Regions from separate parts of the Homo sapiens genome. Here all the other regions are linked to region 2. The links are chromatin contacts, found by Hi-C or POLR2A ChIA-PET in ENCODE. All regions are on one chromosome and are shown on one strand. Each heading gives the region's core, a stretch centred on a gene start or an enhancer-like site at or near the end of the contact. The rest is flanking DNA. Distances are from core to core; before and after follow the strand shown. Region 1 overlaps VMP1 (vacuole membrane protein 1). Region 2 holds the start of APPBP2 (amyloid beta precursor protein binding protein 2). Region 3 holds the start of LINC02875 (long intergenic non-protein coding RNA 2875). Region 4 holds the start of RNFT1 (ring finger protein, transmembrane 1). Region 5 holds the start of BCAS3-AS1 (BCAS3 antisense RNA 1).

Region 1 (2,700 bases), core at 80-2,579, 700 kb before region 2:
GGAAGGTTGAGGCAGGAAGATTGCTTGAGCCCGGGAGGTCAAGGCTGCAGTGAGTCGTGTTTGTGCCATTGCACTCTTGAGTGGGCAACAGAGCAAGATCCTGTTCCCAAAAAAAAGCTGCCACTGGGGCCAGGTGCAGTGCCACTCGCCTGTAGTTCCAGCTACTTGGGAGGCTGAGGCAAGAGACACAACCTCTTTAAAAAAAAAAAAAAAAGCTGCCACCAGTCTGTCATTTTCTATAAATGCAATCAGTTGATTTTTAACAGAGTTTTGTTTTGGCAACCAATCAGTTTTACCTAGTCCTTATAGACCACTCCTTTAGCTCTGGCCACATTCATCAGCACAAATGCCTGCTTTTCTCCTGCTGCTCAAGTCTGCCTTCTGAAATGAGGTTTTGTTCTCTAGAGCTTCTCTTTAATGTTAGCTTATTTCAAAGAGTAGCTGCTAATGATAAGGAAGTCTAACCTCCAATCTGATTCTTACAGAAAATAATGCTAAATCTCCAAAAGCTAGGGCAATTGCAGATTATTTTGTGATAAAATATGCTGTAAGGCAGTAGAAACAATGTACCTGATAAAATACACCTGGAGAAAGCATGGTCTTCCTTCTACACAGCCAGAAAGAAACCCATGGTGTCATGTGTTCATAATACCACTCTGCGTACAATGGACTAACTTAAGTACAAAAGAAGTTTTAATCATTTGAAAGGGCACAGATGTGAATGAAATTCAAGATGTTTTAATCCCAGATCCTGGGGTCAAATCACAACGAATTTTAGAAGGTGCCAGGGACTGTCAGTCCAAACTTGTATATATGAGAAAGCCCTAGATTTTCTAGTATAGTGTGTGATTTTCATCCTGAATTTATTTTATGTTGGGGTGCCATTCCAAGATCCTGGATGTAAAGAAACATGATTAGGGGGCTACCACATTTCAGATCCAAAGCAAGTAGAATACATCAGTTACCAGTTTTTTCTTATAGTATCAGCTTCAAAGATTCATATACTGAGCCAGGCACAGAGGCTTATGCCTGTAATCCCAGCATTTTGGGAGGTCAAGGCAGGCGGATCACTTAAGGTCAGGAGTTTGAGACCAGCCTGACCAACATGGTGAAACCCTGTCTCTACTAAAAATACAAAAACTAGCAGGGTGTAGTGGTGCCTACCTGTAATCCCAGCTACTCAGGGGGTTGAGGCAGGAGAATCGCTTGAAGCCGGGAGGTGAAGGTTGCAGTGAGCCGAGATTGCGCCACTGCACTCCATCGTGGGTGATAGAGCCAGACTCCGTCTCCAAAAACAAAACAAAACAAAACAAAAAGATTCATGTGTTCTATTCAGTTAAATGGTAAAGATAATAACACTTTCATTCCAGTCACACAGGATAACTAGATCCTTTTTTACTAGGTTAAATATGTGTTTATTTTCAGTTAGCACCTGTTCATTTACTTATTCTGGATTAATAAAGGGCTGAAAGGCTGTAGATATTAATGAGTCAGCATGATGGCCTTTGGCTTCTTCAGAAAGATTGCATGATAAACTCCCCCACCCTTTTCCGAGCAGTCTACCTTACTAGGAAAGGCAGTTTCATGTGGAGGGCAATCTGTCATTTTTGAATAAGGGCAAGAGTCTGAGGTCCATTCTGAGTCACTATGAATAGAGCTCTAGTATTGGTTGGTCCCCAGGGAAACTGGTGGTTAAATACTGTGAGAATCTTTATCAGACAGGAAATGACAACTCATTAAAATACTAGCCGTTAAGCCTGTTTAGATCACTGCCTAGGGGGTAGGAAGGAAAATTTAACTCTATAATGTTTGACTAAAATGTGCACATTTCTGAAGATGGAGAATTATTTACAAGACTGTTACCGAGAAAGGGAATTGCTAGGCTGTCTTGTTGCTGATCTTCTCCCACACCCTCTTTTCCTCTTTTGTACATATAACAGATCAGCTTGTAATGGGAGTAGGATAGGGAAGGGCTTTAATTTCATTCCTGAAAGTGTATCCTACTATTGCCTTAAATGTAAAATTCAGTCTCTTCAGCAGAAGAGGCGGTTGTTGGCTTCAGTTAGAACAGGATCATTTTCTATATAGGAGTCTACTCCTGTGCTCCTGGGCCAAATCTCAATTGATAGAACTCTCTGGGGTCAGAGGATAAATTTGATGTATTGATTTACATACAGTGGTCCTCATTCAATCAAGAAAATTCTAAAGATCCTGATATTCATTTAGAACATAATTAAATTTTATAACTCTGGGCACAGGTTTTCAGTCTCCTGAAGTTGGGCTATCCAGATTTGGTGGGGGCGGGGACAGGGGCTAGCTCTGTTGCCCAGGCTGGAGCAACATCTGCCTCCCAGGCCCAAGTGATCCTCCCACCTCCTGTCGCATGCCAGCATGCTCAGCCAATTTTTAAATTTTTTGTAGAGAGGAGGTCTCACTATATTGCCCAGGCTGGTCTTGAACTCATAGGCTCAAGTGATCCTCCCACCTTGGCCTCCCAAAGTGCTGGGATTACAGTGAGCCACCAAGCTGAGCACTCTTTTCTTTTTATAAGTACCCTGACCTGAATCTTCTCCTGAAAAATTTTTTTTTTCATTTATAAGCTTTCAGGGATCTGACTTATGACACCCTGAGATTCTTTAGACTTTGTGATTAATCATCAGAGGGAATACTAACCCAGCACAAACAATGAAATAAAGGTAA
Region 2 (2,700 bases), core at 17-2,516:
GTCCACATCTAAGGACACTTACCCTTGAAACTCCTTGGAGAGTGGCTTGGGAGACTTGCTGTTCAGATTTTTGAGGGGGAGTGATTTAAGAATGCTGCAAGATTGCAACTTTCAAACACAGGAACATAATCTAAAGTGTTTTTTTCTTTCAGTAAAGATCTCTCCCTGTCCTCTTCAAACAGTTGATCAGCACTCCCATTTTCACAAAATCCCTAATTCAAGTATAGAGCCCCTCCTCTCCCACAAAAAAATCAAAGCTTTAAAGAATATGCAAATAAAACACACAGATTATTTCCAATAATCCCTAACTCCTTCCCAATTGGGAAAAGAAAGGAGAAACGAAGGAACACGAAGCAAAAACACCAAAACACTCGGGGAAGGAAGGCGGCGAGATGAGAAAGTAGGAATGGGTGGGGGGAGGAGCACGGAAAAAAGTCCAGCTGATGCTGACACTTAATTGGAAGGAGAGGATGGAAAATATCCTGAAGATACGGGCTAGAAGGAAAGGACTAGGTGGGACAGGGGCGCGATAGAGTAAGTCCACGCAAAAGGCCTACCCAAGAGGGCCACTGTGTAGAAGGGAACACCAACAGGGAGCAAGACTCCCCAAGATTACTTCAAGGCCCCAAAGCTTAAGAGACAGGGCATAGGGAGATGGGGTGCTTCTCCACTGGCAATGCAGACACCGCACCAGACGTTTCGGGAGGCAAGTCTGCCGGAAGGGGTGAGGGGTTAACTGCGGGGGTTCGCAGACGTGGAAGGGGGTGCGGCCCCCGGGGTTGCTGGAGGAGAGCAGAGAGGAGGCCCACGGCGCATACCTTGTAGTAAACATCAAACTGGATGTTCTCGGGCAAGGAGCGGATGTCTCGGCGGGAGCGGATGTAGTTGTCCACGACAGCGGAGATGGCGGTGTTATAGAGAGTCTCTGGGATCCACTCTAGTTCCACGGCCGCCATCTTCCTTCCCTCCTCCTCCGCCTCCTCCGCCTCCTCCTCCCGAAGGCCCCCACCTCCCTCCGTAGCGAACCCCTCTGCGGCCCCGGAGGATTCGGAGGGGCGGTGGCAGCCACGCGGGCGCACGGCAGAAGGCACGGCCGCCCTGCCTCCTCCGGGGGCAAACTGAGGGACGGCGGCAGCGGACGCAGGCCCGAGTAAAAAGTGGGACAGAAAACAGCGGCCAGCCAGGCCAAAAGCGTCACAATCCCGGTTCGAGAGGAACCCGGGTTCCGTCCCAGCGCTGATCTCTGCAGGGGCGGGGCTGCGTGTGCGGCGTCATGACGTAAGCGCACGCCGGCGCGCCGGAGGGGAGGAATGCGGCAGGCGGAAAACTTAGGAAGAGCTGGATGCCTCCCACGGAGAGCGTCCCTTCCAAGCGGCCCCGGAGTGGAGTGGAGTGGAGTGGATAGGGGTAGACTTTTCACACGGGGACAAATTATTACAGGATATCTGCGCCCCCTGTTCCGAGTCACTCGGGGCCATCGGTTACTTCAGCAGGTTCTCTGCATCACGGACCCTTTTGAGGCTCAGGTAAAAGTTTGGATCCTCTCCCCACAAACGAGCAAAATTATCTGTACATTGAAAATTATGCATTGAGAAAATTCACATTACTCTAGAAACCCTTAGACTGCAGTTCCTAACCCAAGTTAAGAACCCGCGGTCCAGGAACTAGGGGTAACGATAGAAGAGAGACTTGTTTTTCTTTGTATAACCATTTGCACCGTTGTAACTTTTTGACCATGTTTCTTTATCCAAATGAAATTTCCGAAAAAAGAAAACTCCTGCCCCAGAACTTCGTAGGAAAACTAGCTTGATTATGGAATTACAAATAATAGTAAGAGAAAAAAGGCTAAGTGGTGGCCGTGATAGGACTTAATGGTATTTCAATTCCCAGAGTTACAGTGGCGGCTTCAAGGGATTGTTGAATAATTGGGAGTACTTGTTTCAGCTTCTTTCCTTCCTCAGCCTGAACATCTGCTGTTTATGTAACTTAATTTCCTAAGTCTGCGATTTCAAGAATTTGATGCAACATCTTTCTGTTCTAGGAATTTACCATGGAAATTATTGGCCATAATTGTTGGTGACACTATCAAACTCATAGTCACTCTATAACGATGTAAGTCCAGAAAACAGCCATAATAATAATGTCCTGATTGATATTTAGAGCTAAAAGAAGTGGAAAGAGTTATTTCAATTTACCCTTCACCTGGTACTTCAGTGTTAAGTGGTTAAATAATTCCACAAAAAATAAACACTCTTAATCTTCTTCAGTCTATATAAATTCTTACTCTATACTGTGAACCTAGGAAAGCTGTGGATGGCCTCAAGATCAGATTGCCAGTTTAGCAAGTAAAAAACTACAAGGCTGGGCGCGGTGGCTCACACCTGTAATCTCAGCACTTGGGAGGCCGAGGCGGGTGGATCACGAGGTCAGGAGATCGAGACCATCCTGGCTAACACGGTGAAACCCCGTCTTTACTAAAAATACAAAAAATTAGCCCGTGGTGGCGGGCGCCTGTAGTCCCAGCTACTCGGGAGGCTGAGGCAGGAGAATGGCGTGAACCCGGGAGGCGGAGCTTGCAGTGAGCCAGGATCGCGCCACTGCACTCCAGCCTGGGCAACAGAGCGAGACTCCGTCTCAAAAAAAAGAAAAAAAAAATTACAAGTGCCCAGTCACATCTTAATGTCAGATAAACAACAAATG
Region 3 (2,700 bases), core at 108-2,607, 890 kb after region 2:
CCTTGGGGACCCTGAACGCCCTGCCCCAACAGGCTGCCCACCTTGGGCACTGCACAGGGTGGGGCTTGGGGAGGGTGCTGGCTTCCAAAACACCAGGGACGTTGAGATGGAGGAACGGTGATGGTGAAGGTGGAATGGACAGTTGGGCCCCCAGACTCCCAGGACGCCTTTGTGGGCCGATACATTTGCAAGGAGCGAGAGAGAGAGAACCAGGCCCGCCTCTTCAGGATGGTGCTGCCCCCAGGCCACGCCGAATGCGGCTGGAGCAGGGAGGGGACTCAGCCAGTGCACGAGTGGGAGGTTGCAGTAGAACGTATCCCAACCCCAGAGGGTGGGTTCTGGCTTCCCTGCCTCAGACCTGCGGGCAGGTCCGGGAACCCGACAGGGACAGAGAAGCCCGTTTTCCAGCCTAAATAGAAGCTCGTGGGCAGCGCGTTTGCTGGAGGTCGCTTTGGGCTGAAACGCCTCTCATACTCCTAGAGGAGCGGCGCGTTTGCGTCCCGCGGCTTCTCACTTTCAGCAGGACATTAGGAGGGAGACGAGAGTCGGCTGCGCGCCCGCGGCGGCCTACGTACAGGGCTGCGGACACCAGGGGGCAGCACCGACTTAGGGTCGCGGGAGGGGTGCGGGTGCGGGCATGGGCGCGGGGGAGGCGGGTGCCTGCGAAGGCCGGGCGGGGCGGCCTAGTCGCGGCCGTTTTTAGGCCGCGTCGTTGCTGCAGCAACCCGGGTGGGGTGGGGTGGGACTCCAGGGCCTCGAGATCCCCCACACCACTTTCGCCGCCACCTCCCGCCGCACATGTCCCCTCCGAGTCGCCCACCCGGCGCTCCGCGGGGCCCCAGCTGGTAGCCTGAGTGCGACTGCGGGAACCCGCGGCCGGCGGCTGGGCCTTGTCCCAGACAAAGGCTAGGCCACTCCCATGTCCAATTAAGCCACCCTCCTCCCCGGCCTCCCAGCCCTCATTGTCCCCGGGGTCGCCAATTAGCCTAGGCGCCCGGCGTACCCGCCGCTCCGGTGCCGCAAGGCCTCCTTAACCCTTCAGGGCCTGGCCCGGGGTCCTTGGACGGCAGAGCCGCCGGCACACGCGTGGCAGGAGGGCCAGTGCTGGGACGATGGCGATACCTGCTGGCGGCCTAGCCTGTCGCCTCGGGCTCTCGCGTGTGGGGCGTGTGAGGTCTAAGAGGGAATTGTGCGTGTCGGTGTGGGGTGGCGCGTGCGATTCCCGGAGGAACTCGGAGATGGAGGGTGTGAGTGCAGGGGCTCCGAGAGACCCCTAGCGGCTAAGCCGCCCGGATCCCAAGGCCCAGGGGACCTCATTTCCTCTCGGGTTAATCGGAATCTTCCGAGCCCTCAAGCCCTTCCTCCTCCACTCCCCCGCCGCTGCTGTGGAGAACCGGAGCCACCGGTATGGCCTGGCCCTGCCCTCCCGAAGGCCGCAGCTCCCGGGCCCGCCTCCCCAGCTGACCGCGAACTCCTGCGTGGGGTGCTCCTGGGGCGGGAGGGGCGCGCTCAGCCTCGCTCTCCCCGGGACTCTCACGCTCAAGCGCCCCGGCTTGAGGCCGGGACCCCCTATTTCCCGGTTATGGGACGGCCCCTTGAGGGACAGCCTCTACGAGCCCTGGATTTATACCCCGAGCCTGCCTTCCTCCGCTCTGGGAAGGACCCAAAATCCAGTCCCGCTTCCTCCCCCTCCTTCGCTGTCCTTGGCCCCGAGGTGCGGAGCACCGGCGGTCAGGCGGGATCCCGCAGGAGGCCGAGCGCTCCCTGCTCGCAGGACAGGGCGGCAGCGGAGGGAGCCCCCGCCCTCTTGGGAGGAAGCCCGAGCTCCGGGTCTCCTGGGCACCCTCCCGGGAGCGCCTTCGGGGTGGAGGCTGGTTGCCGGGCGCTGAACGTGTCCGAGCACGCCCGGGGCGGTTTTGCACTTGGACTTCCTTTTGGGCTCTCCGGAGGCGCATATCTGTTCCTCCTATTGGATGGGGCCGGGGACCCCAAACCCACTCCGGAAGCACCGATTTCCAGCGCTGACGGCCGCGCCTGGTTTCCCAGCGAGTCCTCTTGGCAGCTCCCGCAGCTCCCCGCCGGGAGCACGAGTGGGAGCGAACCCAGAGCCCGCCCAGGCCTCGGGCCTCGGCAACTCCTCACAGGTCCACGAGATGGCGCTGCAGGCCAGGGCCCGGGCCGCGGCCTCACAGCCCGCCTCGGGCGAGAGCGGGAGATAGACTGCGGACCCCGGCAAGCGGGGCACGGAGGCACAGCCACCGACACAGGCAGAGCCGGGTCCGGAGCCCGGCACAGGCCGCCGAGGGACCGAGGGACTCCGGGGCTGCGGACACACTGAGCGGAGGGCTTGAGGCTCGGGGTGGGGCCTTCTCCCCTGCTGCCAGAACCGCCCGGCAGCGCCAGCTCGGCGACCTTCCAGGCTGCTGCAGACCCCAGCTTGTCCTCTTCTGCGCGCCCGCGGGGCTGGGCCCTCGCGTTCTCTCTGCGGGAAGTGAGCCGCCGGCCTCCGGCCTCCTGGGCCCCTCCGAAGGGGGCTGTGGCTGGCATCCGCAGCGCGCGGGGCGCACGGCCCTAGGAGCGCGGGGCCCACTCGACGGTGAGGACTTACGGGCGGGATAGGGGAAGGATCGGCGGGGATCCAGCGCTCCTCCAGCGGAGAGGGCCCCCTCGGCTCCGACCCGCCCTCCTCACCACCCTCAT
Region 4 (2,700 bases), core at 165-2,664, 560 kb before region 2:
TAAATACCAGCAGTATATTCCTCACTGGGTATCCTTTATTCACTAAAGGAGTAGCAAATAATCACAACAGATGAATTTTCAGGTTATTTATCACTGGACTCCTCCCTTCTCCCTTAATGCCAAGGCTCTGCTGCCCTACACAAATGATCTTTTAGGGAACATTTGCACCAAAAAAAAAAAAGTTGAGCTGCAAATGCTTCCAGTTCTCTAATGGCAGAAGGCATCCGCAAAACAGTCATGAAGTATGGGTACCCAGCAGATGTTAATGAGCACCAGTCCTCACTGGGTACTCTGGTACATTTACTTTTCCCAAATGGTGCAGTTTCATCTCTGATGTAGATTCTACATCAAAGAAGTTTCATAAGGAAGAGTGAGCCAGTATTTTTTAATGGTTGGAAATGTTAGGAAAAAAAACAACATTAAATCTTAATGCCTTATTATCATCATAGGTAACTAATAATAAACACTGCACTTAGGTGACCTACAAATTAGATTTTCTGCTCAAGCAGCTTTCCCAAAGCTCATAAAGTTTCCAATAATTAATGGTGCCACCAATAATATTACCTCCCCGCGCAAAAGAATGTTACCTAAATACATTTAAAGCATAGATACTTTGGAGAGTCACCACGTAATTGCTAGGTAACTCTTTAGTCTGAATAAGCAGTTACACAGTCCGCCCAATAAAATGCCACCGTCGGTGGTGTGTGTATTACGGAGGGAGGGGTGTGAGGAAAGAGGACTCTAGCAGAGAAAGATCTCTCTAATAAATGATCCAGTGTGGACCTCCTAGAAACAGAAGAACAGAGTCGGAATCCCAGCTGACAAAACGCAGAGGCTATCCCACACTGCCGTGCTTTTCCCGTTTGTCTAGGAGGAGGCTAGAGTTAACGTCAGGGAATGTTCTGTGTCATTCTATTTCACTCCCAGGACTGAACAGTGGTGCAGTCACCGTGTCTGGCGGTTTGGGTTTCAGTGCTTTTCACTAAAGGCTTTCACCGAGGCCCCGACGCCACGGGTGTTATTTCGTCAAAACTGAAGAGCGACGTTGGACAGCAGGCTTTCAGTGTCTTTTCTATAAATAACATAGAACCCTCCCACTTTCCTTCATGCACAGACAAGAAAGAGGAGAAAAAAGGGAAGAAAATTCAACACAACTCTTCCGGAATCTCCGAGGGCAGAGTTCTCCACCCACGTCCGAGCCTCGAGTGCCTATTCTCCCCAGAGCCCCCTGCGCCGCGGCCCCTCGCCGCCTCCTCCTCTGCCCGCTTCCCCCAGGCCTAACCTCTCATGACCAGAAGCGGACGGAGGTGTCGGGAGCGACAGCAAGAACAGCGGCATACACCGCCTCCAGCCCTTCAGTCGGGGCCATCAACCGCAAACCCCGCAAGCTCTTCTCTCAGCCCGGCGGCAACGGCGGCGGCGCGCGCGCTCCCCGGACGTTCTCACGCGCGCGCGCGCGCCCTGCCCCGGCTCCACCTCCTAGCCCCGCCCCCGCACCGCGCCGAGTGGAGAGCTCACGGCTGCCGGGGTGTTTTGGCAGCGAGAACAAGCGAGCTGCGCCTGAGAACGGCCTTCAGGCCTGGCGCTAAATAATAAGTCGTTGTTATGTGTTATGTATTTATGTGGCATCCACCACACGCCTCCGAGATCCTGGGCGTTTTGAGGTTAAAAATGTTCAGGCTTGGAGAACCTACCCCTGGAGGAGTGTTAGGGTTTCCGGGCTCGGATGTCCGCGAGCTTGACGCCTGACCTAGTTGTGTCTGTCTGGGCGGTGACGTTTGGTCTGAGCTGACCTTTCCTCACAATCGTGAATTTGGGCTGTGAGGATCAGGCCTTGTCAGAACCCGAGATGAGAGGAGAGAGGTGCGGAGAGTCTGCGTGGGGTGGAAGTAGAAGTTAGAGTTGAAAAACCTGTCTTGCGTGGGGTATAGAGGACCCTACTGCCCTCAAAATAATTATGTTAATCTAAAACTGTTCTAAAATTAAAAGGTTATTAAGAAAACGAAGTTTAGGTCGGGCGCAGTGGCTCACACCTGTAATCCCAGTATTTTGGGAGGCCGAGGCGGGCGGGTCACTTGAGCTCAGGAGGTAGAGACCAGCCTGGCCAACATGGTGAAACCCGTCTCTATTAAAACTACAAAAATTAGCCGGGGGCGTTGGCTCACACTTGTAATCCCCGCTACAGATACTCGGGAAGCTGAGGCATACGAGAATCACTTGAACCCGGGAGGTGGAGTTTGTAGTGAGCCAAGATCGTGCCACTGCACTCCAGCCTGGGCAACAGAGTGAGTGAGACTCGGTCTCAAAAAATAAATAAATAAAATAAATTCTGTTAATCTAAAACTGTTCTAAAATTAAAAGGTCATTAAGAAAACGAAGCTGAGGAGGGGAGTGGTAGCTCACACCTGTAATCCCAGCACTTTGGGAGGCCAAGGCGGGTGGATCACAAGGTCAAGAGATCGTGGCCACATCCTGGCCAATATGGTGAAACCCCGTCTCTACTAAAAATACAAAAATTAGCCGGGTGTGGTGGTGCGTGCCTGTAATCTCAGCTACTCGGGAAGCTGAGGCAGGAGAATCGCTTGAACCCGGGAGGCGGAGGTTGCAGTGAGCCGGGATTAGCCACTGCACTCCAGCCTGGCAACAGAGCGACACTCCGTCTAAAAAAAAAAAGGTTTAGGCCTGGCGTGGTGGCTCACC
Region 5 (2,700 bases), core at 50-2,549, 610 kb after region 2:
CATTTAACCTTCAAAACAATCCTTTTTGACATCAGTTTTTTGTTCCTAAGAAAAGTTAAGTAACATCTCCAAATCACAGAACTAGAATTATTCATGAAGAGTCAGCCACATCAAAGATCCAAAACACGGGTTTTAAGATTTCAAATGGTTAATACTCTACTTTTCTCTTAGATTGTTGTTTTGTTTTTTTTTGAAATAAAACATTTGTACAAGTCAGTAAAAGTGATATACAGTATTTCTTCAAAACTGGAATGTTATTAGAGTTCTTGCTTGAAAATAGTTCCAAATTAAACATATGAGGTTTCCAGTAGTTTGAAGACTTTAGAATCCGACTTGAGATCAAATCGGAACTGAGACAGTGAGGTCACCTAAACTGCGACGTGTGAAGTGCCCTGTTTCATGCTTCTTATAATGACATGATAAGGCCATTAGTATTATCTTTATTATAACAGATGATTATAAATGGTACAGACTTGGTTTCTTATTATCTGGTACTTTTTGTCACTTAGCCCTAATTTTCTTAATTCAAAGACATATTCTGTTAGTACTAGGGAGCAAGTTTAAGACTGACTTTGCCACACTAATCAAATTACATCAGTGTCAAGTGCTCACTAATTAACACAAAATTTATATCTGCATTAGGTAAATGTCATTTCACCACAGTGGCCTGAAATAAGCTTTTTATTCCTTTGAATTAGCATACCATTTCATTGTAAGTATTACAAACAAGCTAATGACAAAATTTAGGCCCATGTGCATTTGTTATTTAGCTGGAAATAGCCAGAAGACAGTCAGTACTTCCAAAGATCTGTAGGAAAATGCCCTGCTTCATTTTTTAACTGATCAGCTAGCTGACTTGTCACCTTGAGGTCCTGTGTGTACATCATAGAAGGGCTTAGCAGACTACTGCCACCCCCTGTCTATATGCAGCCCACGGGCTAGAACAGTTCTCACATTTTTAAATGGGAGGAAAAACATCAAAAGAAGATTTTATGAAACCTGAAAATCACATGAAATTCACATGTCAGGCTCATAAATAAGTTTTAATGCAACAGAGTCATGTCTGTTCACTTATGTATTATCTATGGCTGCTCTCCCTATGATGGCAGAGTTGAGCAGCTGTAACAGAGACCGTGCGGCCTAAAGATACTTACTGTCGGGCTGGTTACAGAAAATGTTTTCCAAACAGAAGCTGTATTCCAAATTCTTTCCTAATGTGGCATACAAAGCCTTTAGGATCTGGCTCCTGTGTGCCTCTCCTGCCGCTGCTGCTGCTGCTGCTGCTCCTGTTTCCGCTTCTGCCATGGCCACCGCCACTGCCGCCGCCTCCTCCTTCTTCCCTGCACCCCTTCGCGCCTGCCTTCCCCGCGACCGGCAGCCTGAGCTCTAACAATTCTCAACTACTAGCACCTCTTAGACTCCAAAATGCTTTGCACCTATTTAAATGTTTTCCCGTGCTCTTCCCTCTACATAAAATCATTTCTTTCCATCCTGAGTACCCATGGCAAGCTCCTATCTTCCAATATTTTTACTTAAGCATCCCCTCTTCTTCTCTGCACCTGGAGCATCTTGGACATAGCTTTGTTTCCACCTTGCATTCACCCACTAGACAGTAAGCTTTTTCAAGACAGATACTGTCTCTTCTTCATCTCTATATCTGTAGAACAGGGTTTCTCAGCGTAAGTACTGAAGGTATTTTGGACTGGACAATTCTTTGTGTGCAGCTGTTTTATGCATCATATAGGATGTTTAGCAGAACCCCTGGCCTCTACCCGTTAGATAGCAGCACGCCCCCTTCCCTCAGATGCCTCCAAATATTGCCAAATGTCCCCTTGTGGACAAAATTGTCCCATTTATTTATTGAGAGACGGAGGCTGGATGTTGTCGCCCAGGCTGGAGTGCAGTAGCGCGATCTCAGCTCACTGCAACCTCTGCCTCCCAGGTTCAAGCAATTCTTATACCTCAGCCTCCTGAGTAGCTGGGATTACAGGTGTGTGCCACCACACGCAGCTAATTTTGCATTTTTAGTAGAGATGGGGTTTTGCCATGTTGCCCAGGCTGGTCTCAAATTCCTGGCCTCAAGTGATCCACCCACCTCGGCCTCCCAAAGTCCTGAGATTACAGGTGTGAGCCACTGTGCTCAGCCAATTGTCCCCATTTAAGAACCACTACCCTGGAAACCAGCAGTAACCAGACCCTGGTGGGTGCTGAGAAAATGTTGAATTATTCAGATAGTTGATTCACATTGAATTGTATACATCAAATGTAAGAATTATGAATTACATTTCAATAAAACTTTTTTAAAAAAAGTATTGGTTTACTATTAGTTATTATTAGTGGCATTATTATGAGGTGGTTTCCATTTGTTTTCCTCAGTGGCCACCAGTGCAACTGATTTTGTCATATACTGTACTCATTGATGCCAAATATATATATCTTATTTAATGCTGACTTCAAACCTGGGAAGTTGATTTGTTTATCTCTTCTTAACTTTTTGGAAATGCAGACACAAAAAGATTCAGCAAATTGCTTAAAATCGAGGTAACTAGCAAGCATATATCAAGGGATACATGACTCGGCTTCTGTCTAGTTTCAAAGCCTGTACTCATTCCATCTGACCATGTTGCTTCCATAAGCCACATGCCAGCCACATAATGAATTTCTTGATTAGAATACAATGCATATACCTACCAAAGATAG

Evidence for each region. Hi-C counts contacts between places; a loop is a spot of excess contacts on that map. ChIA-PET counts read pairs that join two places held with the same protein, here RNA polymerase II (POLR2A). Pooled maps may share reads with other maps.
Region 1: POLR2A ChIA-PET joins it to region 2 with 10 read pairs in H1. The contact joins the enhancer-like site here to the promoter of APPBP2 in region 2. POLR2A ChIA-PET finds 5 or more read pairs at or near these places in 2 of 52 experiments (H1 and OCI-LY7).
Region 3: a loop to region 2 is called in a map of transverse colon, with 6 times the contacts of the local background. The contact joins the promoter of LINC02875 here to the promoter of APPBP2 in region 2. A Hi-C loop is called at or near these places in 2 of 168 maps with a recorded cell type or tissue (ascending aorta and transverse colon) and 7 of 50 pooled maps.
Region 4: a pooled map shows a loop between it and region 2 (6-fold over the local background). The contact joins the promoter of RNFT1 here to the promoter of APPBP2 in region 2. A Hi-C loop is called at or near these places in 7 of 50 pooled maps. POLR2A ChIA-PET finds 5 or more read pairs at or near these places in 2 of 52 experiments (OCI-LY7 and naive thymus-derived CD8-positive, alpha-beta T cell).
Region 5: a loop to region 2 is called in a map of naive thymus-derived CD4-positive, alpha-beta T cell, with 10 times the contacts of the local background. The contact joins the promoter of BCAS3-AS1 here to the promoter of APPBP2 in region 2. A Hi-C loop is called at or near these places in 1 of 168 maps with a recorded cell type or tissue (naive thymus-derived CD4-positive, alpha-beta T cell) and 4 of 50 pooled maps. POLR2A ChIA-PET finds 5 or more read pairs at or near these places in 1 of 52 experiments (activated T-cell).

Annotation. Positions count from the first base shown.
Region 1 is chr17:59,827,827-59,830,526 of GRCh38, forward strand. All of the region lies in intron 10 of VMP1 (vacuole membrane protein 1), which reads left to right. Among named protein-coding and RNA genes, the nearest start is that of MIR21, 12 kb to the right of the region's middle. RefSeq lists an enhancer at 1,953-2,142. Within about 2 kb of position 1,330, at least 23 of the 41 ENCODE cell types and tissues checked have a DNase peak (open chromatin) inside an H3K27ac peak, as active enhancers do; they include OCI-LY7, where a contact is called at or near this core.
Region 2 is chr17:60,524,976-60,527,675 of GRCh38, forward strand. It overlaps APPBP2 (amyloid beta precursor protein binding protein 2), which reads right to left and starts at 1,267. Exons shown (of 13, transcript NM_006380.5): 1 at 819-1,267. The coding sequence starts at 956. RefSeq lists enhancers at 178-886, 607-876 and a silencer at 957-1,096.
Region 3 is chr17:61,410,394-61,413,093 of GRCh38, forward strand. It overlaps LINC02875 (long intergenic non-protein coding RNA 2875), which reads left to right and starts at 1,358. Exons shown (of 1, transcript NR_160788.1): 1 at 1,358-2,700. RefSeq lists an enhancer at 73-655 and silencers at 535-704, 2,225-2,284, 2,305-2,364.
Region 4 is chr17:59,963,326-59,966,025 of GRCh38, forward strand. It overlaps RNFT1 (ring finger protein, transmembrane 1), which reads right to left and starts at 1,415. Exons shown (of 9, transcript NM_016125.4): 1 at 1,283-1,415. The coding sequence starts at 1,338. It overlaps RNFT1-DT (RNFT1 divergent transcript), which reads left to right and starts at 1,771. Exons shown (of 4, transcript NR_110815.1): 1 at 1,771-1,863. It also overlaps the pseudogene TBC1D3P1-DHX40P1. RefSeq lists a silencer at 1,356-1,485 and an enhancer at 1,516-1,785.
Region 5 is chr17:61,134,713-61,137,412 of GRCh38, forward strand. BCAS3-AS1 (BCAS3 antisense RNA 1) reads right to left here and starts at 1,300. Exons shown (of 6, transcript NR_186507.1): 1 at 1,155-1,300. The region is part of intron 22 of BCAS3 (BCAS3 microtubule associated cell migration factor); the gene reads left to right.